Linked DNA regions of Homo sapiens: regions 1, 2 and 4 are each linked to region 3. Evidence: chromatin loops called from intact Hi-C (ENCODE). Cell type or tissue: heart left ventricle. All regions are shown on one strand. Each heading gives the region's core, and the rest is flanking DNA. Links, peaks and the distances in the headings are about the cores only. Region 1 has its middle 26 kb from the start of ELDR. Region 2 overlaps LANCL2 (LanC like glutathione S-transferase 2). Region 3 overlaps VOPP1-DT (VOPP1 divergent transcript). Region 4 overlaps LANCL2 (LanC like glutathione S-transferase 2).

What was found. A loop is a pair of places that touch in the nucleus more often than their neighbours do. Peaks named below come from ENCODE experiments on the same cell type or tissue, not always from the same donor. Only the 100,000 strongest peaks of a DNase experiment are listed, where the experiment ranks them.
Region 1: a loop joins it to region 3, with 5 times the contacts of the local background. A loop is called at or near these places in 54 of 110 quality-filtered maps.
Region 2: it touches region 3 in a loop (4-fold over the local background); 65 of 110 quality-filtered maps call a loop at or near these places.
Region 4: it touches region 3 in a loop (6-fold over the local background); 66 of 110 quality-filtered maps call a loop at or near these places.

The regions. Positions count from the first base shown.
Region 1 is chr7:55,277,870-55,285,406 of GRCh38, forward strand. No RefSeq gene overlaps it. Among named protein-coding and RNA genes, the nearest start is that of ELDR, 26 kb to the left of the region's middle. In heart left ventricle, for the core only: a CTCF peak has its summit at 2,257 (motif pointing right); a DNase peak (open chromatin) is centred at 2,284.
Region 2 is chr7:55,422,853-55,430,395 of GRCh38, forward strand. LANCL2 (LanC like glutathione S-transferase 2) reads left to right here. Exons shown (of 9, transcript NM_018697.4): 7 at 2,402-2,578; 8 at 5,523-5,595. Among named protein-coding and RNA genes, the nearest start is that of LANCL2, 61 kb to the left of the region's middle. RefSeq lists enhancers at 4,633-5,137, 5,138-5,640. In heart left ventricle, for the core only: no CTCF peak of the experiment used is centred there; no DNase peak of the experiment used is centred there.
Region 3 is chr7:55,591,685-55,596,684 of GRCh38, forward strand. VOPP1-DT (VOPP1 divergent transcript) reads left to right here. Exons shown (of 17, transcript NR_187585.1): 12 at 1-53; 13 at 223-265; 14 at 967-1,015; 15 at 1,197-1,439; 16 at 1,994-2,212; 17 at 2,900-4,976. Among named protein-coding and RNA genes, the nearest start is that of VOPP1-DT, 21 kb to the left of the region's middle. RefSeq lists an enhancer at 1,696-2,195. In heart left ventricle, for the core only: a CTCF peak has its summit at 2,263 (motif pointing right); a DNase peak (open chromatin) is centred at 2,277; H3K27ac peaks cover 207 bases.
Region 4 is chr7:55,431,420-55,436,419 of GRCh38, forward strand. LANCL2 (LanC like glutathione S-transferase 2) reads left to right here. Exons shown (of 9, transcript NM_018697.4): 9 at 1-2,318. It also overlaps a transcript of VOPP1 not described here. Among named protein-coding and RNA genes, the nearest start is that of LANCL2, 69 kb to the left of the region's middle. RefSeq lists enhancers at 1,885-1,934, 1,965-2,044. In heart left ventricle, for the core only: a CTCF peak has its summit at 1,957 (motif pointing right); a DNase peak (open chromatin) is centred at 4,205.

The DNA of each region.
Region 1 (7,537 bases), core at 1-5,000, 310 kb before region 3:
GCTGGGGGCAGAGGCTGAGACTGTCTGGAAGCAGGTATTGGAGTTGACTTCCACTCTGAGGGGACAGTGTGGGTGTCTGTGAGGGGGTTGGCTGTGGCTGAGACACTGGGATTCATTTCAGATGTGGACGACAGGGCTCAGTGGGAATGGAACGCAGCCTAACCTCCAGGGCTGCTCCAGTCCCTCTGTGGCCGGGTCCTGGCCACGTGGTGGGTGTCAGCTACTCACTGAAATACTGATGGGGCACTGCTCCCAGGGTCCCCTCTAGCCAGCCAGAGTCTATAATGCAGGTAGAATGTCCACCAGCCCTTCAGGAGAGATGGGAAGGCAGCATTTGGAGGAGCCCCAGGGAGGGGGTGCCCTGGGACCTCAGGGGTGGTTGAGGAGCTGAAAGGAGGCCACGTTCCCCAGGGCAGCAGTGCACTGAGGAATGGACGAAAGGGCCATCAAGGTGCCCCGGTGCCAGAGAGGTGTTGGCCTGAGGGATTTGCTAACCGGGTGAGGAGTGGAAGGGCTACAGGGATGCTACCCAAGATGGAAGGGGAGGAAGTCCCCAGGACCAGGCTGTCTCCATGCAGACCCTCAAAAGCAAAGAACCAGCCCAAGTGATGACTGCTAACGTTTGTTAAGTGGTTACCATGCACCTGGCAGAAAGTGAGGGCCTTCCACCATCTAGCCGTTGTGGCCCAGCGATGGGAGGTGACTTCCCAGTCATTCATGAAATAATGCGTGGCTTCATCGCCAGCACCTCCGAGGTGGTGCTATCCCCATTCTGCTTCTCAGGAAACTAGGTGTATTTGTTTCCACCGCTGCTCTAACAAACTACCATAAACCCATGGCTTAAAACAGCAGACATGTATTCTGTCAGGGTTCTGGAGACCAAGAGCTCCAAATCAAGGCATCAGCAGGGCCATGCCCCCTCTCAAGGTTCCCAGGAAGAATCCTCCCTTGCCTCTTCTGAGATTCCGGTGGCTCCCAGCAATCCCTCGGCTCCTCGGCTTGTGGACGCATCGCTCCAGCCCCTCCTGCACACGGGCTTCCCCTCTGTGTGTCTCTGCGTCTCTTTCTGTCATCTTATAAATCACATTTGAAGACCCACCCAAATCCAGGATGAACTCAACTAATTATATCTGCAAAGACCTTATTTCCAAATACAGAAATTTGTCACATTCTGAGGTCCTGGGTGGAGATGGATTTTGAGAGTCACTATTCACCCTATTACACTGAGTCTTTGAGAGGTTTAAGAAATTACCTAAGTTTCCACAACAAATAAAAAGGTGGCTGAAATGGGGTTTGAATCCCCGGAGTAAAGCTGCCCCTGTAGCCCACAGTGGTGTCAGCAGCCCGAGGGCTGAACAGCTCTAACCTCTTCCCCCGCCGCCCAAGAAACTGCACTACCACCGCCATTTTGAGTCAGAGAGACAGAACCCAGTAGAGAACACAGGGCGGGTCTCAGAGAAGAACACTGCCTGGGATACAGGGCAGGTCTCAGAGCAGGGCCCAGGCTGGAACACAGAGCAGGTCTCCAAGAAGAACCCAGGCTGGAATACAGGGCAGGTCTCAGAGCAGGACCCAGGCTGGAACGCAGGGCAGGTCTCAGAGAAGAACCCAGGCTGGATCTCGGATCTGGGCCCAGGCTGGAACACAGGGTGGGTCTCAGAGCAGGGCCCAGGCTAGAATACGGGGCAGATCTTGGAGCAGGGCTCAGGCTGGAACATGGGGCAGATCTCAGAGAAGAACCCAGGCTGCGTCTCAGAGCAGGGCCCAGGCTGGAATGCAGGGCAGGTCTCAGAGCAGAGTCCTGGGGACAGCAGCACCAATGGCTCTTCCCAAGTGGCCTGAGTGAGCTGGGAGGGCTCTTTTAACTCTGCAAGCCTCGGGTCCGTCTTGAGGCTCATGGGAGATTCCGTACACCTCCTAGGCATCCCAAGAAGTGTTTTCCCCAGATATTTGTTTCTTCCTTAACGCTAGATTTGCTGCCACCCTCTAATTAATGGGATCTATCTTTCAAGAAAATTTCTCTTCAGTCTTCTCTCTGGACTCCCCACTTCCTCTCTGGCAGTCCCAAGCCATTCTAAATTAGATTTTCATATTCCTTCCCCAGATGTTTAATTCTCCTAATGAGCATTTTCTAGCTCAGGCCTGCACTGCTGTAGCCTGTAGGGTCCCTGAGGGGTGCCCATGGGGAAGGCGGTGCTCTTCAGGGCTTGGAGTGGGTTTTAATATTTAAATCTTCACAGCAATGCCGACACTAGATGGCAGTGGTTCCTAATTATTGGGGGTTCCAGGCAGGCTTGCCTTCTTCCTGTGCTGCCCAGGGAGGTCAGACCTCCCTGAGATGGGAAGAAGTGGGTCATTCCCACCCCACCAACCCCCTCCTGCAGACCCAGACCCAGAAAGCTCAGCCCGGGTGAGGAAGAAAGGAAAGCCCCAAGAGGAAAGATGTGAAGCAATGAACTTGACATGGGGCTGTTGATTTCCTCTCCAAGTGCCTCAGACAGATCCACCCCTGAGAGGCCCTTACAGAATGATCCTCTCCAAGTGCCTCAGACAGATCCACCCCTGAGAGGCCCTTACAGAATGATCCTCTCCAGGGGAGGCTCAGAAGCTGTAGCCATTGCCTGGCAAGATTTTAGGAGCCTCCCCTGCCTCACCCCCACCCCTTATCCCCCACAGGTAGGAAAGTCCTTGGGAAAGGCAACTCAGCAGTGTTCATCAAAAGCCCTCAAAATGTCATATGATCACTTTATATGTAGGAATTTGTTGTAAGATTAGAAGTGAATAAGTCAACAAGAATATATGTTTGGGAGGCCAAGGCAGGCAGATTGTTTGAGCTCAGGAGTTTGAGACCAGCCTGGACAACATGGCAAAACCCAGTCTCTACAAAAAATACAAAAGTTAGCCAGGTATGGTGGTGCAAGCCTGTAGTCCTAACCACTTGGGGGCTGAGGTGGGAAAATCACTTGAGCCCAGAAAGTCGAGGCTGCAGTGAGCTGAGATCACACCACTGCACTCTAGCCTGGGTGACAGAGTGAGAACTTGTCTCAAAAAAAAAAAAGGGAACGAGAAAGAGAAAGAAAAAAGAAAACAGAATATTCATTGTACACTTATTTATAGTAGTGCGAATTTGGAAATTGCGTAAATTATACAACTGTTAAAAGAAAAACTTCAGCCAATTAAAAGAGTTTATTTGAGAAATGAACCATTCACAAATTGGGCAGTCCCCAGAATCACAGCAGGCTCAGAGAGACTCCAGGGTTTCCTTGTGGTCAGAAAAAAATTATAGTCAAAAAAAGGGAAATGACATACAAAAATCAGCAGTGAGGTACAGAACAGCTGGATTGGTTACAGGTTGGTGTTTGCCTTATTTGAACACCGTTTGAACACTCAGCAGTGCATGAATGGTTGAAGAATGGCTGCTGGGATTGGCCAGGTCTCAGCTATTGTTACAGGCGCATATTCTTATGTTCGGTTCTCAATCTTGTCTACCTATTAAGTTAGGTTACAGTTCATCCACAAGGACTCAAATATAGAAGTACGGAGTCCTTCTCAGGCCATATTTAATTAACCTTAACTATTCTCCCCTTTTAGTCATTTTCTCAATTTTCAGAGATTGACCAAAATTTTAGTCATTGATGTCATTATCACCAAGGTAAATGTACTATTCAGCCTTGAAGCCCACTGGGGAACAGTAGAACAGTGAGTTTTGCGAAGGTAGGAACAAGGACTGAGTAGAGGGTAGCTCCTTATGCTGGAACATCCTGTAGAGAGAGAAAAACAAAACCTGGTCTGTTCTAGGACCTAAGTGTTTCCTTAAAGACTTAGTTTGATTATGTCACATTTAGCATAAGCGACTCCATTTTTGTTTGGTTTGGTCTGTTGGAGCCTAGTGCATAAGCTCTAAAACAATGGCTTCTCATGATTTTGTTTAAAAATTTTACTTAGGTTCTCACTTAGGTGAGAGTGTGACTAAAACTTGGGCCTTAGTGCCACTCTGTTACCATCATTTTGGGTTTCTCGCCTCAGCACGTCATTCATAGGTTATGGTGTCCCCATGGTTGCAGATTCCTTTCAGTTCTTGTCATTCCAGTTGAAGACAGACCATTTGACATTCTAGAGATGGCTGCATGTAAACATTTAAAACCTTTGAGGGAATGAAGAGCACCAGGAAGATTACTATTATGGCTATCTGGAGGATAATACTGAGAGTTTGGAGTATGCTCCTTACCCAGGGTCCCCATAAACCAAACCACCTAAAATTAAATAGATCAAAGAATGAGCTAGATAAAGAGTCTACTCGCTTAACTAAGCAGTCTTTTCATTCAACCCCTACAACTGAATCTCTGTAATACCCCATGTTTTCTCCATAGGCCATAAGCGCCAGCAGCTTCACAGATACTGCTATTTAGCCAGTAAGTAATCTAGAGCAATTCTATTGTTTAGCATAACTTTCATAAAAGAATTTAAAATCTGTTGTGTAACCATAGCCTTTACAGTAGAATTTTCTATAGAGCTTATTATGAGGGATACATTTCTAATCATTGCCTCTTTTACTCTAAACCATGAAAAAGGACATAACAAATGATGCCCTTCTAGAAGAGTGAGGCCTCCTAGCAATGTTCTCCTTAACTCATTATATGGGTTAAGAGGAGTCAATCAATGTTTTGTTTCTGATTGATTATGTGGCAACATATGTACCATTAAAGTTTCTCACCTACATTGGGCCTTCATCTTTTATCTATCAAAGTATAAGGTTATCCATGAATAAGGCTGGCTGCAAAATCCTTCACAAATAAAAGTATATTCTGTAAGTGCAAATAACAGACCCCCTTTTCACTTCTATTGTTCATAGAGGTATAAGCAAGGAAAAAAAATATTTGAAGATAAGAGTCTTGATCCGTGATCTTGGGAAAAGCTGTTCACATCAAGGATGGCATCTTCGTCTGGGGAGAAACTTCCCTGGTTAGCTTTACCTTAAGGGTTCTAATGGGTGTACAGTTCCAACAGTGTGGAGAAAGCCTTCTCAGTTGTGAGATTACGAACCCAAGTTTCAAGGACCCAAAGTTTTGTTGCAGTGTGGATGGCAAGGGCAGTCTTTCTCTGATGTTCCCAGAAGATCCAATCATCAGGTTCTAGACTGTGAATGGGTTGCTTGTCCTCAGTGAACCATAAAAAGCTTTCTTTACCTTGTGAAAATACACTGTGCCATAATAAGCTACTGTTGTAACATCAGCCCTCTTGCATGGGAACATATTTATAAAACCAGAAAACATGCATTGAAAATGACAAGTGAATGAAATCCCTTTATAAATGTTTAAATGGCCCATCAAGTAGTCAAATGTACCTAAAGTTTTGATTGTCTTCCCAGGAATATGGTTTTTATATTTGTCAAAATAAACATTTTGACAATGTTTAGTGACAACTAAACATTGGTCATAAACTATTTTAGCAATTTAGAAGTCATCACACCAATATATGGTTAATTTGGATCATTCTATCTTTTCCATAATAAGTCATGGACTACAGAACTTTTTTTTTTTTTTTTTTTTTTTTTTTTTTTCTTGAGACTGAGTTTCACTCTTGTTGCCCAGGCTGGAGTGCATGGTACGATCTCAGCTCACTGTAACCTCTGCCTCCCGGGTTCAAGTGATTCTCCTGCCTCAGCCTCCCAAGTAGCTAGGATTACGGGTGCCTGCCACCACACCCAGCTCATTATTGTACTTTTAGTAGAGACAGGGTTTCACCATGTTGGCCAGGCTGGTCTTGAACTACTGACCTCAGGTGATCCACCCGCCTTGGCCTCCCAAAGTGGTGGCATTACAGGTGTGAGTCACCGCCCCGGCCACTTAAAAATTTTTAAAAAGGCATTGATAGAGGGAAGCCTTAGCTTTCCATACAATCTGTCTCTTGTCTTTCCTCTTTTTTTCCTGTAGTTTATTTAACAGGCAAACAAAAATCTGTCATTATCCTTTAATATTACATGAAAATCTCATTCAAGAGAGAAAGCCAAATTTTACCCTTGCATTAGTTTACTATTAATGTCAACCCCAATTTTTAATAAAACCTTATAGACAAATCTATCAATCTTAATCAGTTTGACCATAAGGTGAGATTCTCATACACCTTTTATAACCCTTAACAATTTTTGTTAAAGAATGAGCAGTGCTGTAAGAAAAACCTGTTGTGCTTTTATTCCAATGTTCAACTTACAGAAAACCTTAATAATTCCCCTGGAACTTTAGCCAATGTCCACACAGAATTTCTTTTCACAAAATTAATTTTTCACAAACCGTCCACAACTTGTTCAAATCTTTGGCTTTATCTTACATAATTTAAAACAATCCTTAACCCTCTAAACTAAGCAAAAATTTACATTCCCATGCCTTCTTACCGTCTTTTACTTAAAACACATTTTACTTTTCTAACACACCTTGCATGTAAAACTATTTTTGTAGTAGTCTCAATTACATGTGATAATCGTAACTCTTGGCAATTTTTAATTTTGGTGAAAAACCTAGTAAGTTATTTTAATTATGTACTTAGGTATGGAGTGTAGGTATGGTTATTTTAATTATGTACCTAAGTATGGAGCCTAGGGTACTACACAGAAGTGCAGATAAGACTCTTTCCAGCATAGCTAGGGATGTGGCTAACTCCACATGTCCCCAGGCCTTACCCAGCTGTAAAGTAGGCAAGTTGAACAATTTTTATAACTTAAAGCAATTTATAACCTTAAAGCATTTAGTAAACATAATATCTGACCTGCCTAATTTAGATGAAATGTCTTTATTTTACCAATAATCTTTAAAGCTGTTTTTATTTCCCAAAGATTACTAAAGTTATATGAACTAAGAGACATTACAGTTTTTATTCTTCTTTCAAAATATTTAAGTGCTTATTTTTCTTTAAACCAATTAATTAGAGCTCCTTTATATAAACGTCACACACACAACACATATATAACTACACACAGAGAAAGACAGAAGATCCAGTAGTTGTAAGATTTTTCATTTGCCAGTTTTTAAGGGTTTTTTGTTTGTTTGTTTGAGACGGAGCCTCACTCTGTCACCCAGGCTGGAGTGCAGTGACACTATCTCGGCTCACTGCAACCTCTGCCTTCTGGGTTTAAGTGATTCGCCTGTCTCAGCCTCCTGAGTAGCTGGGACTACAGGCACATGCCACCACATTCAGCTAACTTTTTATTTTTAGTAGAAACAGGGTTTCACCATGTTGGCCAGGCTGGTCTCAAACTCCTGACCTCAGGAGATCCTCCCGCCTCGGCCTCCCAAAGTGCCAGGATTACAGGTCCCAGATTAGAAATTTGCTCAAAGAAACTCAGAGAGTTCAAAGCACAAATCCATGGAGCTCCGAAATCCAAGAGAGAATTACTCACAATTACCAGCCACTCCGAGAGATCAGTGGACACAAGTGGGACTGGCAGGCACCTTGCTTGTTCACTCAGCACTCCTGGGGTCATCAAAGCTCTACCTTACCCCACTTCTGACACCATCTGTTAAAAGAACTTCTGCCACATTAA
Region 2 (7,543 bases), core at 2,544-7,543, 170 kb before region 3:
GCCTAAAACCCTTGTCCCTATTTCTGACGTTTGGGTCATCTTGGGATCCATCTGTTTTGTAGCATGGGCGCACAGGCCCAGGTCGGGTGCGGTGGAACAGGGACTCTAGCCCTGCCTCTGACTCCAGAGCCCTCGGGTTTTCCTTTGCATTGTGCTGTCTTTTCACACTTTCTGTCCTGTACTGCCCAGGGAAACTTACCATTTGGGGGAGGTAATGTGGATAAGTACATGGATTTTGTAGCCCATGTATGATTGCTGTAATACAATGTGGAGAAGATGTATCTGTGATTAAGTCCAGGAGCTTTTTTCTATAGTTCTGAATTCTTGGATGTCTCGCTGTTAGAAGTAGCTGTTTGCTTAGAGCATGAGTGTATGTGGTGGCAGGAGTGGGCATGGTAGGCTGCTGGTGCTGAGAAGCAGCAGTGCAGGCTGCATTGTGGGCATGGCTCTAGCAGCCTCAGCCTCGCAGGCGCAGGGACGGCATGAAGGAACCCTGTTCAGTTTCCCTGTGGACCATCACTCACCCAGGCTCCACCAGCAGGGGCAGCTCCAGCTCACTTTAGGGCTGGCCTCACTGTGTGATTTCAGAACACAGCCTCTCAAACAATATCTTCTCACCCATTAGCTTTGACCAAATATTTCCTTAGGATGGGAAAACATGTTTTCCTTTACAGTTCATTTTCAGAGGCTTAAGATGCAAGTGACAGGATGAAGTGTGTGTGCCGGCACAATACCGTAGAAAGAGTAATGGTTAATCATAGCCAGGAAATAGCTAGCACTTCCCATGTGCCAGGCACTGTTCCAGGAGCTCCATGGATGTGATCACATTTTAATCTTCATAGCAAGCCACTGAGGTGAAGGAATGTCATCCCTTTATAGTTGAGAAAACTAAGACATAGACTTTCAGTGACTTATCCAAGGTCACACAGTTAAAAGGTGACAGTAGGGACTCAGCTCAGGCTGTCTGACCCCAGAGCCCACATCTTAGCAGCCTTTGTGACTGATAGAGGGTGTCCTGCGTCTGATTCCCTAACAGCCTAACTTTGGGAACATTTAATCTCCCTGGTGATTTGCTGTGCCTCTGTTTCCCGCTGTGCCCTCTGTAGACACTGGTCGCAGTTCTCATGCCCTGCCCCCCAACCTCCGCCTTTTTCCTGAGGCCTCAGAGCCCTTCTCGGCTGAGTGTCCAGCTCATCAGTCACAAGTAGAGGGACCTGACCTGCCACCCAAGTAGTGATGACCTTTGTGCCTCTGATTCATTGTCCAAAACCCATTTGCACTGGAATGTGATGAGTTTAGCAGGTAGGGATAACTAAGAACAGACTCTGAGAAAAGGATCAGGAAAACAGTACATGGCCTGTGAGGAGAAAGAAGAAAATGTACAAGGGAATCTCAGGAAGTGAAAACCCACAGCTGCTTCTTGCCGTCTCTTGCCTTCACTGAGCCTGCCTGTCTCTGCAGCTGACCATATAAACAACTCAGGGAGGTGGTGCTTGCTCCTGGACCCCAGAAAGCTTTGTGCCAGCTTCCTTGGGATGGGTGAAGATGGATCTTCCTAGCCTGGTGGTGCAGGGTCCTCAGGTCCTGTTGATGTGTACTGATCAGTGTATTGGATACTCTTGCCCTGCTAACAGGGCCTCACTCTCTCGATTGCCTTCTACAAGAGCAGAAGTTTTAGAGCTATGGGATGTATGTGCCAAGAAACAAGGAAAACATCTTACCAAAAAGATATGGCAGCTTTAATTTTAATTTTAAAAACTAAATTTTAGCATTACTTTAGTAAAACCGTGAAACAGAAGGAGGACAAGGGGAATAGGCTAATGCAGGGGTCCCCAGCCCCCAGGCTGTGAATTGGTACTGGTCCGTGGCCTGTTAGGGACTGGGCTGCACAGCAGGAGGTGAGCAGCAGCGAGCAAGCGAAGCTTCAACTGTATTTACAGTCGCTCCCCATCACTTGCATTACTGTCTGAGCTCTGCCACCTGTCAGATCAGCGGCCACATTAGATTCTCGCAGGAGAGCGAACCGTATCGTGAACTGCTTATGCGAGGGATCTAGGTTGCGCGCTCCTTATGAGAATCTAACTAATGCCTGATGATCTGAGCTGGAACAGTTTCATCCCGAAACCATCCCCCACTCACCTTCCTGGCCATTGAAAAATGGTTCCACAAAACCAGTCACTGGTGCCAAAAAGGTTGGAGACCGCTGGGCTAATGGATTGAGATTGCGAGATTCTATGTACTGTGTTGCTGGTGTTTTTTTGTTTGTTTGTCTGTTTTTCACCCCCAGTGCCATTTCAGTTTTCCTAATATCATGCCATATTCTAACCAGAAAGGGAAAGTATTTTGCCAACTCATCGTTGAAACTGTCTTTTTAACACTGCTTTGTTTTTAATTTGCCCAGGTCTTTAAGGAGGAGAAGTACTTGAAAGAGGCCATGGAGTGTAGCGATGTGATTTGGCAGCGAGGTTTGCTGCGGAAGGGCTACGGGATATGCCATGGGACTGCTGGCAACGGCTATTCCTTCCTGTCCCTTTACCGTCTCACGCAGGATAAGAAGTACCTCTACCGAGCTTGCAAGGTGAGGGTGGCTCTGTTGGAACTGCTTCTGAACAACCCCGAGTGTGCACAGAATCCAGAGTCCAGAAGTACAACTCCTGTTCCTTCTTTTAACCTGTTTCTCCCAGTTCTGTAGCTTCCTCTTTTTCTTCTGGCACAGCCTTATCTGTGGTTTCTCTGGGCCACAGTGTCCCTGTCTGTAGAATGGAGAGGACAAATGTCAATGGCTTCTGAAGAATATGTGTCCTGGAGTCACTACGTGATGAGAATTACCACCTGTGCCATTTATTGGCTTTATGAGTTTGGATATGTCTCTTCTTCAAGCCTCAGTTTCCTCATTTGTACAGACAGAAAAAAAATACTACCCACCTCCTAAGGATGTTCCAAGCAGAACTGAGCTAATGTGCAGATTGTTTGTAATCGTCCTGCCAAAACCCTCCACGGCTTCCCATTGACTGCAGATGGAGCCTATGCTCCTCCGCTGAGTTGACAGAGCCCTGCGCACCTTGGCCCCTCTCTGTGTCTCTGCCTGATCTCCTTGCCTTACCCTGCCCTCTAGCCCGCCATAATACAGCCATGTTGCCCTCTCTAAGAACGGAGTGTGTCACTCTTGTTTCCGCTGGACCTGTCGTTAACTGTTCCCTTCAGGAGCACTCTTCCTTCAGCTCCTTGCCATGCTGATCTGAATTGTGACATTCTTGGAGGGATCTTTGAGACCCCCCAAGTGGATGATCACTCAGTTGCTCATTGTATGTTTTGGCTTGTTTCTTGAGTGTGTAGGCTGGTAGAACATAAGCTTCTTGATCTTGTCTGTCTGGGTCACTATTCTACACTAGTACTTGGAGCAGTGCATAGCACCGAGTAGAAACTCAGTAAACATGCACTGGACATGTGAAGATGAATGGCATAGAGCAAGACTCAGTAAATGTTTGCTAGTATTTTTATTATGTACACATTTCACAAAATGTAGTTGTGTGCACACAGAAAAAAGATTGGAAGAAAATACACTAAAGTGTGTACAGTGACCCTTGTTAGATGGAGGCATTGCGGCTGATATGTTCTTTATACTTTTTGAACATCTATTACTTTCTGAAGACTTCTCAACCCCAGTGGAATGGGCCCTACCTCGTTGGTGCACTGGAAAATGCACACACATCTGTGGCTCCCCCACTGATGGAAGCATGAAGGAGGCTGTGGAAGCAAAGAGGGCAGGGCCCAACTTGGCATAGCAGGTCAGCAAGGGATGTCTCAGCCAAGACCTGAGGGACAGCTCGAAATTAAGCAAAGGGGGATGAGGAAAGATGTGAAAAGGAGAAGAAACTGCTGTTCCAAAGGCCCGGAGGTGTGAGCACCCAGGGCCTGTGTGAACTACACTGTGGCTGGAGCACGGGGGATGGGGCAAAACAGGAGCCAGCGAGCGGGGAGCAGCCAGATTCCGCAGGCCTGGGCCAGCCTTGATGATGTGATGATGGTAGATGACTATGCAAATATGGGCAATGCGAGAAGACCGCAGGAGGGGTGAGACGCAGCCGGTTCTTTAAAGATGAGGGGTTTTTCAGGTGGGCCAGGCAGGGGTGGCCTGCAGAGGTGGAATGCAGTTCTGATAAGGAGAATAGCTTGGGCAGAGCTGCAGAGCACGAACCAGCTCTGTGTGTTCCTGACTCCGTAAGCACTTCAGCCTTTGGGATGCAAAGGGAAGGAAATGTGTGGCCAAAGGTAAAAGTCAGACAGGTGGGTAGAGGCCAGAGAAAGTTAGTTCTTCCCTGTAGCCAGTAGTTCTCAACCTTGTACCACTGGGAAGCTTTCAAATCATGCCTGGACCTCACTCTAGACCAGTTAAATGAGGAAGCCTCAGCACTAATATTTTTCAAGCTCCCCCAGTAAGTTTAATAATCAGCTAGCACTGGATACTGATATGGAAGATGGGGGCTCATGGAAGGGTTTGGAATCCATATTCAGACTCCTCTTTTGGAAAGATTGCTGTAGTCCCAGTAGGAAGAATGAGGCGGGCTTGGGTTTCCCCAAATAGTGGTTTAGTAATTAATGCAAGAAATGTTGAGTCATAAACCAAAGCATAGGTTGGGATAAAAAATGAGACATTTAGAAACACCTATGATGTAAAGCCCACAGAATTTAACGCATGTTTTTAAATGTGGAGAAGATGGAAATATCTGAAGGTCTTTCTGTTGTCTGACTCGGAAAACTGGGTAGATGGGCCATCAAACAAGCTAAGAGTGAGCAGATTGGGAGGGGAAAAGCAGAGTGAGTTTCTTTTTACGTGTGCTGAACTTGATACTCCTCATGTTTATTACTTATGATTCTTAGTGTACAAATGACCCTTCAAATTATGATAGCTTAGGCACAAAAGGGAAGTTTATTAAAACGATATGGAAACACCCATTGAAGAGGTCTAAGAAGAAAGGGTCAAGGAGCTCAGAGGAGAGCACAGGGAGGGCTGAGGGCCGGGGGCTGGGAAGGTGGAGAGGCTGCCAAGCAGCAGCAGCAGCTGTGGAGGGGCTGCAGTGAGAGGCGGCGCCCCAGGCAGGGCTGAAGCTGTTTCCCAGCTGGGGCCAGGGGAGCCAGCAGCTGCTGCTGAGAGCCATTTTAGAGCCAGGGTTTTTTGTTCAGGATAGAGCAGGCGTTTCGAGTTGCTTCTGGAATCATCAGCTGAAGCGGCAGGAGGAAGGTGCCAGGGAGAACAGAGTGTCGTTGAGCCGTTCGGTTTTCACCTCGGACTTCCCAGCAGCTGTAAGGCAGACCCCACTCTACAGCTGAGGCAGCCGCAAGCAGAGCCTTGCTGGGCCTCACCCCTGGAAGAGGGGGTGCAGTAGCCCATGGAGCCCACGCTGAATGCCCTACAGCTGGGGGTCCACTTCCCTGATGCCTGTGAAGACATTGCATTCTCATTTATTGCCTTTTCACCAGGTAGAAACTCCAGTCTTAAAAAGAAATCCCTTTCTTTTCAGTTTGCAGAGTGGTGTCTAGATTACGGAGCACACGGGTGCCGCATTCCTGACAGACCCTATTCGCTCTTTGAAGGTAAGAGTGAGAAAAATGCTATAGATTAAATGTTTGGGTGAAATTGGTTCTCCTGCCCTTGTGGACTGGCACTGTTCATATTTGACCTGGCTCAAGTAATACTTCCAAACTGTAAAATAATCAGCAGAGTAGCTTATTGCTGAAAATTATGTTGAATCTCTTCACCTTACCTATTGTTTTGTGCTCCTGTGAATGTCTTCCAAGTGTTCTTAGGTTTTTTGTGAGGTGTCTATGCAGACAGAACGTAGAAGGCTTGCTGTTAGCAATGGAAGAAATAGTTTACTCCTCTGCATTTCATCTGTAATGTTGCATATTTAATATTGGTGTATTCATGGGAAGCTTGAATAATTACTTAAATATATTTAATATCATATAAAGAAGTATGAATAATTAATATTAGCAATTAGAAATATTAGTAAGTAGAAAAAATAGCAAGAGTGAATATTGAAGAAAGTTCTGAAAAGAGGAGCACTGATAGGCAGGCAGTGAAAGCAACAAGGATTCCAGAGTCCACCACGGGCGCAGGGAAGGGAAGACAGGAGCACAAACAGAAGCCCCACAAACAGGCCCGGATATTCGTTAGATTTGTATGTGGGTATGGGCGTGCTTTCTGTTTGCTAACATTTTGGTAAAGGTTTTTGCATCTCTATTCATGAAGGATATTGGCCTACAGTTTTCCTGTCTTGTGCTGTCTTTCTCTGGTTTTGGTATCAGGGTCATACTGACCTAATAAACCATGTTGAGAAGTATCTTCTTCTCTTCTGTTTTCTGGGACAGACTGTGTTAATTGGTGGAAGAATTGGTATTAGTGTAACTTAAATGTTTGGTAGAATTCTCCAGTACAAACTTCTAGGTCTGGAGATTTATTTTTCTAGACTTTTAAAATAAATTCCGTTTTTAAAATAGTTATAGGGCTGTTCAAGTTATCTATTTCATATTGGGTGAGCTGTCATAGTTTGTAATTTTTGGGAAATTGGTTAATTACGTACATGTGGTGAAATGCAAATATGTAAGCTATTGGTATTCCTTATCATCCTCTGTCTGCATCGTCTGTAGTGGTATGTCCTGTTTTAGTTTTCATACTGGTAATATTTTTAAATCATATTTTAGAAATACGAGCAGAAAACAGAGCATGTGTCACATGTTTTGCAGAAGATGATCTTTTTTAATATTCAGAGAACTCATAAGGAAAAAGTACTTACTAGAATAAAAGTTGTAGTCCTCTATGTCATAAAAATGCAATGCATTTGCATCAGATATAACAGAGTTAATGCCTGAACTCTAAATGGAGTTTATCAACTTGATAATAGCACCTTCAGAGCCCCAGTGGGTCAAAAGCTTTGGATGTACAGCTCCCTAAAGGCGGGAAGTTAATAGGTCACCTCCTTCCCCTGTGCCTCGCCAGTGCCTGGCAGACAGAACTGTGGGGGACTCTCACCAAATTCCCGTCAGGGGACGGAGGGATTATTAAGCCGTGTGCCTAGCAATGCAGGCCATTGTGGCAAACTGGCCGGCTGGAGGAGCCACTGGGAGGGCTCACTGGCACCTGGCACCCCTTCTGGAGGAGCTCACTCCTGCTGGAGTGCACCGCCCAGTGGATCCGCTGCCCACACACCTGAGCAGGAAAGCCAGGCTCATCCCCGCAGGGCCTGCTGTAGGGCCTCCTAGGCTTGTTATGGGTCCCTGTTTACTTCTCATGGGCACTCCTAGGTCAGTGGTTTTCTAATTTTTTAAACAAGTTTCTGGAACCTTTCTTTAAACAAAAACTTACAGAGAAGGCTGGGAACACCCCAGATGACCGTCAGTAGGAAAAATGGGTAAACAATCTGCAGTGTACTGTTCAGCAGTAAGAAGGGGCCAACTATGAACAGGCACAGAACGTGAATGAATTGCAGGAACCCTGACGAAGGAGCCAGATACAAGGGCTGTACACTGTGGCCATGCTCAT
Region 3 (5,000 bases), core at 1-5,000:
GTCCACAAGATCCCCTGGGAGGTGTTGGGGCCCTGGGTCCCCCTGGAGAGAAGGTAATTGGGAAAGGGATGAAGGGGACCAGTCTTGTGGATGAGGAATGACAGTTGGATTTCTGCCAATTTTTTGTTGAGGAGACAAAAGAGAATAAAATGTGAGAAATACCAGGATTTTGTGAGGGGGCAATGAGGTTTTTGACCCCAATCTCTTTGCTCCTGGAGCCAGGAGAGTCAGGATCTCCAGGAATCCAGGGTGAGCCGGGTGTCAGGTGAGTGACAGCTCCAGGGCCCTGCTTCAGAATTCCCTTCACCCCTCTCAGCTGCACCCCCCCTCTTTTCCTGTGACTTCCTTGAGTTGTAGCTCCTCTGCGGCCAGGAGTCTCTGCTCCCAACCATCCTTGGAGTGAGGCTTTCCACCCTGTCCTTGAACGGAAGGGGACCAGGGGACTCCCCTTATAGGCTAGACTTTCTATGTGTATCCCATTGTCCTCAAGGGCAGTAGGGAGTGACTAAAGGTGTCTTGGAAGCAGGGGCTGCATCCCTGTTCTTCAAGACCCTCTGTGCCCTCCACTTGTTCTGCAGGGTACACATGGGGAGTGTGGGGGGAAAGGAGAGTCAGGGCAGCCAAGTTTCTGGGAATATGGGTATCTGTGAGTAAGGATCTTGGACTGTGGGGAGCCTGGGAATGGGGGGATGCCTGGGAGGGAGGCTCTGGGAATGGGGTATCCTGGGAGGATGCATGGGATCTGGAGTCCAGAGAGAAAGTGAGAGATACCCTGTGGCTAATACCATAAGGCATTAGACAGCATGAAGTGCTCGAGGTGGGGATAGGGGTGCAGAGACCTTCTTCCTAGGGAGGTGCCAACAGATGAGCCTGTAGGGAGGAAGAGGGTCTCATATGCCTGTGGGAGTCTGTGTTGGGTGGGCTTATGGGGCTGTGACCCTGACTCTTGTTCTCCCTCTGGATTAGGGTCTTGGTTTTCCTGGAGACCCTGGCCCCCCAGGAGAAGGTGGCTCATGTGAGTCTTACTGACAGAGGGGAAAGGATGAAGAGGTTGGGGCTTCTGTGGGGTGCCTCTGTGCAACTGATGGGCTTAGATGTTGGGAAGCTGGAGATATGGCAGGGCAAGCAGGGGAATGCAAGGCTTAGCAGTTTTAGGGGTGATGCCAGCTGGGTCTGGCCTTGCTTCATCCCTGCAGGACCAGGACAGTGTTAACGGTGACTATGGCAAGGATGGTGAGCCAGTACAGCCCGTGAGTGACCAATGTCCCTGCCACCCCCACTGAGCTCCAGCCTTCAGCCCCTTACCCCTCTTTTCTGTGCCCTACTCCTGAGGGGTCCCTTAGCTGGAGGCCAACACTCACCCACCCCAATTCCTCTCATTCTGTGGATCCTCTGGTCCCACTGGGGAGAATGGACTACCTGGACCACATGGAAAGCAGGTAAGTGAGGTAGAAGACCCTGGGACCTTGGGAGGTAGTCGCTGGGAAATGTGGGTAGAGGCTGGGTGGTGACAGGTGGCACTGACAGGGAGATGCCTGGTGTCTGTGCTGTCCCTGGATGTGGTGTGTTGCATGAGCACATGGGTTTATGAGTGTGTTGTGTCTCGGGCATGTTGCTCCTGGGTTTTTGTGAGCATGTTCTCACCAGGGCTGGTTACATGTACTGGCCAATCAGAATGGACACTGGAGGAGGGGCTGGCCGGCTTCTCTGCTGGGTCAGGGATTAACCTGGGCCACTGGGTGGGGCGTGGTTAAGGGGTTCTTCCCCAAGCATCCATGCTCCTCAGCATTTTCACAACGGACACAGCTCCATCTGTTCTGAACTCACACTCTGCTTCTGTGCCTGTGTGTGCAGTGTGTGCATGCAGTGTGTGCATGCAGGGTGTGCATGTGTGTGTGTGTGGAGTATGTGTGCATGTGTAGCACAGGAAGGGGAAGAGTGGAGCCTGGCTGTTCAGGACCTCAAGTTTTCTCCCTTCCTGTCCCATCTGCAGGGTCAGCTAAGAATAGCCATGACTCAAGGGTCAGCTAAGAATAGTCATGACTCAAGGGTCATTTAGGACACAGGAAGATACCAGATGAGGAAACTCTCCCCAAGTCCTAAACTCATTCACAAATTAGAACACATAGGTCCAGCCCAGGCACAGTGGCTGAAGCCTGGAATCCTCCCGCTTCCTGCTTCGGGAGACCAAGGCAAGAGGATCTCTCGAAGTGTGAGTTGGAGGCCAGCTTGGGCGACACAATCAGGAAAAGCAAGTGGCCACCAGGTGGCGCCCAAGAACTGGGCCCGAGTTCCCTGGGAGGAATCTGCACGCAGCCCTGGGATGGCACAGGGATGCCTCACGGGACACCTGGCCTCGTCCTGGTAGCCCCTTGCTTGCATTTCCCGGCCCTGGGGTGTCCTCCCCGACTGCACATGCATGTAGAGACCATTCCTCCTTCTCCAAAGAGGGATTTGGAACAATTCTCACATGACCTGACGAGGGACAGTGGCTGTGCTCAGGGTCCCTCTTTTGTCCTCAGAGCATGACCAGGCCTGTGGCTCTTGCTCATTGCCCAAGAGCATGGGAGGTTGCCCGTGGCAAGGCCCTGGAGGACCCTGCTGTGCTGCCTGGGACCAGGAGGCCCGGCTGCCTTCTCCCAGCACCTCTCCCAGTTAGGGTACTGTGCAGGAAATGGGTGCAGAGGCCATAGTGGTGGCTGCTCCTGGGGTCCCAGCAGCTCTAGCTGAGGCAGGAGGAACCAGGGAGCCCAGGAGGCTGAGGCCCCTGTCCTACTGCTCTGGTCGTGCTGCAGTCTCTGTCACCACCAACAACTGCAGTGAGGTGAGCCACTGGGCTGCAGGCTCTAGCCTCCAGCCTGTGACAGATGCCTCCTCTTTCTGACTCCTCCTGTAGCAGGGCACGGAGAAGCTCTCGCTCATCGCTGCCTCCTACCACTCCGAACATGCTGCAGTCTCGTTGACCACGCTGCAGTCTTGGTGGCCACCACCAACTGCAGGGAGCCTGGCCAGGTGCCGCAAGTTGCAGCCTCCACCTCCTCCTCTAAGTCGGGCTTGGAGCAGCAGCGGGAGCAGTCACAGAAGAGGCTGGAATGGTGGAATGCACCCTCAGTATGCATTATATATAGAGGTTTCGGCAATGAGGGCCTGGACTTTGTGTTCTGATTGGATGGGGGAAACCTCTAGGCTTTATCTTCATGCCCTGATTGGTTATCCTAAGAGTTGCTCTCATCCAGTCTTCTTTATAAGTGGTCATCTTTGTAAGTTCATGCCCACTGGGAGTTACTGAAGTTGTGAATGATTACATTTAAACTTATCCTGTAATTTTAGTCTGATTTATTAATTCCACCTATCTCCTTAAGCAAATTATTCTCTATAGTGATGACCCAAGCAAATTCCTGTCCCAAGATGGTATCAAGATGATACCCAAGTTCCTCTCCAGAATGGTATCTGGATATATGTGGAGGGAAATATTTTTTCTAGGCCTGTATTAAATATGGCACTAAAGCTTAGTGGCTTAAAACAATACACTGTTATTATCTCACAGCTTCTGTGAATAAGTAGTTCAGGAGAGTGTAGCTGGGTGATTCTTGCCAAGAGTCTCATAAGGTTGCAGTCAATCTGTTGGTGAGAATTGTAGTTACTTGAAGACTTGGAGTTGAAGAATTTATATCAAAGATGGCTTACTTATGGCAATTGGATGGAAGCCCCAGTTTCAGAATGGCTGCTGGCAACAGGTCTTTTTACTTGCCACATGGACCTCTCCATAGGCTGACTGAATGTCCTCCCAATGTGTCATCTGGCTTTCTCCAGTGCAAAAGATCAAAGAAGAGAGTATGAAGGAACCCGTAATGCTCTTTATAATTTTGTCACAGACCGTCACTTCTGCCATACTCTATTGTTTAGAAGTTAGTCATTAAGTCCAGCCCACACTCAAAAGAACGAGAATTAACCTCCACCTTTGGAAGAGAGGCTAGTCAAAGCACTTGTGGACATGTTTTGAAACCACAAAGGGGTATGGCTGCCAGTCTCCAAGATGGCCGCCAGTGATTCTCATCAGCTGTTATTAATACATTTGTATAGTCCCTTCCCACAAGAAAAAAGAGTTGATCTGTTTAATTAGTATTATTTTGTTGAAATGACAGAGTCTGACTTGCAAGTTTAGGTCATAAGAAGAATTTTGACTTCTGCCTTATTCTCTATTGGATCAATATCCCTAGGGGAAGCTAGATGCAATGTCATGAAATCATTCAAACAGTCCCATGGAACAATCCATCTAGCAAGGAACTGATATCTCCTAGCAATAGCTGGCATTAACTTACAAGTCGTATGAGTGGGCCATCTTAGAATTGGATTCTTCAGTCCAAATCAAGTCTTCAGATAACTGTAGCCCTGGCTGACATCTTGATTACATCCTCAAGAGAGACCCTGAGCCAGAATCACTCAGTTAAGCCACTGAGTTCTTTTTGCCAAAAACTTTTTTTTTACCAAGTTCTTTTTGCCACCAACTTTATTGAGGTATAATTGACAATTAAGATTGTATATATTTAAGGAATACAACTTGATGATTTGATATACACATACATTGTGAAATAATCGTGATAATTAGGTTAACATATTCATTACTTCACATAAGTACCATTTTCGTGTGTGTGTGTGTGTGTGTGTGTGTGTGTGTGTGTGTGTGTGGTGAGAACACATGAGATGTATCCTCTTAGAAAATTTCAAGTATACAATATATTATTGTTAACTACAGTCATATTATTGTATACTATGTCTCCAGAACTTATTCACCTTGCGTAACTGAGATGCTGTACCCTTGACCAATGTCTCCCCCTTTTCTTCTCCCTCCAGCCCCTGGTAACTACCCTTCTACTTTCCAGTTCTATACATTTGACTCTTTTAGATTCCACACATAAGTCAAATTTTTGACCCTTAGGAGCTGGGTGAATAATAAATATTTATTGTTATTTTCAGCCTTATGATTTTAAGTTAATTTG
Region 4 (5,000 bases), core at 1-5,000, 160 kb before region 3:
GACACCGTCACAGGCCCCTCTGGTTAGACTAGCATGAGTGACCGAAGCCATCCATCAACATTTTCTAACAGCACCCTCATCAATATAAAATATGACTTCTTCACATACAGATTCTCTGTAGTGTTTGCATGTTTCTTGGTGTTTGTTGTCTCCAGGTGTAAGCTGTTTTAAATGGAAGGCCCTTCTATTCCTGAGGGCTCAGAGCTGACCATGCATGAATGTATGGCAGTGTCCACTTTTCTGTATAAAATGTATAAAGTGGGGTTTCTTCCATATTGACAAATGAGGGAACAGGTGGTGTCTATCTTGTATATCAGAAAGATTATCTAGGGTCTATCCTAGTGATAATACATTGTCAGCCTTTTCTGTGGCACCTTCCAGATGAGAATGAGGGAGCGACCACTCCAAGGACGGACAGGACCAGCAGTTCTGCAGGGGCGTGCTGGGGTGGTTTGGGAGTGCACAGCTGAACGCTTCCCGTTTGGATTTTACACTCACCTTCGTGTTTTAAAGAAGCCTCAGAGTGCATTGCAGCTCTGTCAGGGCCCCATTCCCAGCAGAGGCTTCAGGTGCTTTGTGTAGAGTCCAGGGCAGCTGGAGCTTTGTTGGGGAGACTTCTGGACCCAAAGGGAGCTTTCCCAAGAAGCCTTTGATGGCCACACTGTAGGCAGCAGTGACTAAGCACTGGCAGTTCCAGAACATTTACCCAGGTATATGTTACTAAAACAGGCTCCACCTCAGTTTATCAACATTATAAGTTACTGTTCTAAGAAAAGTAAATACAGTTCCAGATGGGTTATTGCAGATTAACAGAAAGACACTCAACTGGACTCATGTCCCTGCAATTAAACTTACTTCAACCTTTTGGAAAGTTATCAAAATCTAAATTTGGAATGAATGCATTTCCTATTTTTTGTCTACTTTTGGGTGATAAAAAGTACTAGCCCTTATTTATAGATATGAGAAACATAATGTTCTAACCAACAACATTATGGTATTTGTGTGACTTTTATTTGAAAAAATGTGAGCAGTAATTTGGGTTAGCCTACCTTCATTAATTCTATCACATAGATTTCAGTTTTTAGAAGGGTTTCTGTCATCATGGAAGAGGTGGTCTGGGACTAGGTACTTCTCGTCTTGTGAGCTAAGGCTTGTGTCATGAAAGACAAGAGGCCTCTCTTAACAGCCCAGTCCTTGTCTGCAGGGGGAGGCCTGAGCATTTCCCAGCCCCAGTGTCCACACCTCTCAGAAAAGAGAAAAAAGAATGTCAGTTTAGGAGAAAAGCTTCCTTTTTACTTGTGTGGTTATGTGTGGGGCTGGCACCCGAAATGTGTGACATTCAGCTTCTAAACGATGCCTGGAGAGTCTGTTTGCTGCAGACACCCTTGCTCCTGAGTCATTATTTTCTTTCATGTTAGATTGATGACTTCTGTGAATAGAAATCATCCTGATCCTATTTTACCTGGCCTCCAGGGCCTGTTGATGGGCTTTGCAGGCAGTCCAGCAGCCCACACCTGCAGGCAGGATGCTGTCGTCAATGAGCTGAGGGTAGCTGCTTTGCTGAAGACCTCACACGATGTCCAATCTCATCCAAATAACATTGTTCCCATCCTCCCCACCCACCACATCAAAACATAACACATCACAGCACTCAGTAGAGGTCCTGCCTCCCCATTTCTCAAGGGAAGCCAGTAGGCAACACAGCCAGCACGGTGCTCTCCAGGGCAGCCCCTCTCAGACGAGGAGGCAGCGGGTGCAGCCAGGTGTCTGCAGAGCAGCCACAAAGGTGGCCTAGGATGCGGGTGTCTCCCCAGGTGAGTCCATCCACACACGTTTGAAAAACACTATTAGTCTTTCTAACACACTGAGGGAAAGATTAAAATCTGTGGAATAAAGGAGGAGATTTTATTTACAGATTTTTTTAAAAGCCACCTGGGTTGACACCTTCCTACTTATCCACTAGATGTCATCAGAGGTGCTGTTCCGTGGTTCTGCATTAACCCCTGCCTCATGTCTGTAACATGTGACAGTAATTCCAGCTCGGTCCCTCCAGGCAAAGGAGAAACGGGACTTACTTCACAGGACAGAGGATTGACAGAAGTCAGTTTAAGATAAGTGTTTGAATCAGATTTCAGTACATCTCATTCATTTCTTAGATTTGTATTCACAATTGTGTTCTCTAAAATGTGTCTAAATTTTAAAAATATGTACATGCATAATGTCATTTTAAAATCTGAAGGAAAGAATTTGAAGTCCACAAAAAGTGTTTGAGGTTCTTTGGTTTTGTTAGTAAAAGCCAGTTCTGTGGTGATGACCTATGGAATCGTCATTCGTTTTCATTTCTCCGTGTTTGAGAGTGACATTGGTTAGGAGCAATGGCGACTGTTCCGAAGGTTGGATTCTTCACTTAAAAATGCGGCAGTTGCGGCTGGGCATGGTGGTTCATGCCTGTAATCCCAGCACTTTGGGAGGCCGAGTTGGGCGGATGATGAGACCATACTGGCCAACATGGTGCAACCCCATCTCTACTAAAAATATAAAAATTAGCTGGGCGTGGTGGCGGACACTGTAGTCCCAGCTACTCGGGAGGCTGAGGCAGGAGAATCGCGTGAACTGGGGAGGTGGAGGTTGGAGGTTGCACTGAGCTGAGATCACAACACTGCACTCCAGCCTGGTGACAGAAGGAGACTCCATCTCAAAAAAAAAAAAGTGGCAGTTGCTCGCCTTATGATGTTCTAGTTGCAGGTTTCTTTTTCTTTCTTTTTTTTTTTTTTTTTTGAGACTGAGTTTCACTCTTGTTTCCCAGGCTGGAGTGCAATGGCGCAATCTTGGCTCACTGCAACCTCCACCTCCCAGGTTCAAGCGATTCTCCTGCCTCAGCCTCCCGAGTACCTGGGATTATAGGCGCGAGCCACCATGCTTGGCTAATTTTGTATTTTTAGTAGAGATGGGGTTTCACCGTATCAGCCAGGTTGGCCTCGAACTCCTGACCTCAGGAGATCCACCCGCCTCAGCCTCCCAAAGTGCTGGTATTACAGGCGTGAGCCACTGCGCTCAGCCCTAGTTGCAGGTTTCTATCTATAAGTACATTCTTTTTGATTCCAACAACAAGACCTTTGGAACCCTGGGTCAGAAGAGCCACATCTATCAAGCTCCCTCCTTGTGATGGGCCCTTTGTTTTCACAGCAGCACTGGGAAGGGGGACTGTTGTAATTAACACTTTCTCACAGACGAGACAGTGCCAGACTTGCCCAGCATCTCACAGCCCGCGTGTGGGACAGTCGGGTCAGACTCAGGTGCTGCTCATGGTGCTAAGTTGCACCCACTCCCTCTTCCCCTGGGTGCTCGATGCAGAAGGAAAGCCACGGAAACCCAGGAAGGCCCTGCGACATGACCATGAGCACATGGCTAGTGAACAGAAAAGCAGGACGGACCATATAGGGCTGCTTCCTCTGGCCCTGTCATATCTGCTCCCCCACAGCCTTCTAGGTGGGGAGGGACCCTACAGCCATTTGTCGGAATTGAAACTGCTTTTTAGCTTAGGCAGTTTTCACATCTGTTGCTTCATTTGCTAAATTTACAAATACAATGGTCCAAGTTTAAAGTCCAGGTTCCCTAAGACGTCTTTACAAACCATCTCCACTCCCGCCCAGGCTCTGCGCCGCGACTTCTATGGCTCTACCTTTCATGAGCCTCATAGTCTGGTGAGAGACTGGATGTGTAATGTGGATGGGACCATTGGTGGTCCTCAGGAGGCATTGAGCCCACTACGTTGCATGCAGAATTCTGTGTGCATATGATTACTGACATGGAGAGAGGGTTCCCAGTTTTCATTACCGCTTCAAAGCGGTGTGTGACCCGAAAAAGGTGAAGTTTCAGGCTGGGGGGTAAAGAAGTGTGTGTGGGCCAGCCGGGCTTCAAAGCATGGAGCCGGGGGTGCTGTGGGAGGCGGACATGGCAGCAGGATTGGATCAGGAGGTGCCGTCGCATTTAGGAAGACCCCTCCTGTGGTAGAAGATGCTGCCAGCAGGTCCTGACTTTTCCACATCAGTGTCAAAGTCCAGCGTGACCAAGTCCCTGGTGCCTGTCAGCCTCTTCTCTGCTTCCTGGTACACAGCTGTGGGCATAGGAAGTGGTGGTCCAGGCAGCACAGTACGCAGCCCCGAGTGAGCCGGCCAGTGCGCTTCTGGAAGGCTATTCCATCCATTGTCTCCTGTCAGAGGCAGGGCTCCTTTATGATCCTGTTTTACCCAGGCTGCAGCTCCCCAGAGGCTGAGGCGCAGGGGCTCTCAGATGCCTGGGGCTATCCTGAGATCAGTCGGCTTCACAAATCTGACTGTTCCCAGCTCCCTCTCCCGTTTGGAGGTGGGAAGCTCGGTTCTTCTGCTCAGCAAATGCTTACGGAGCATCCACACTGTGCCAGGCATTGTGCTGAGTGCTGTGAGTGGAATGATGAAAAACCACCCTGGCTCCTGTCCTCAGTCAGCATCGCATCAGGCCTGAGGAACCTCTGCAGCACGGCAGAAGCCTTGAGCTGAGCTCAGACTCAGAGGGCCTCCCTCAGAAGGACCCCGGAGTGTTCCTCTGCAGTGAGGTGAGGACAGCTAGCTTCTGGGTGAAGGATGTTGTACGCCTCTTCCAGATAACAGCAGGAGGCGGACCAAAGGAAAGTGGGGGTCAGCTCAGCCTTGCAGTGTGACACCTTGTGGGCATGAAGGTGAAGGTGGTAGTCCCTGTCGTCAAGGAGTATATGGTCTACAAAGAAAGTAATAAATACATGTTTACATTTTACAGCCAACCCAGGGTGGTGTGTGTTAAGAGCAGAGACTCTGGAGCCTGGGAGCTTGTGTTCACCTCTGAGCTCACCTGTTCCCTGTGGGAACTTGGTCAAGTTATTTCTTGAGCCTCCATTTCTTCTCTATAAAATCAGGACAATGGTAATATCTACCTTATTTGGTAGGTGGGAGGATTTAAATGACAAATGGGAAAAGCCTCTAGTC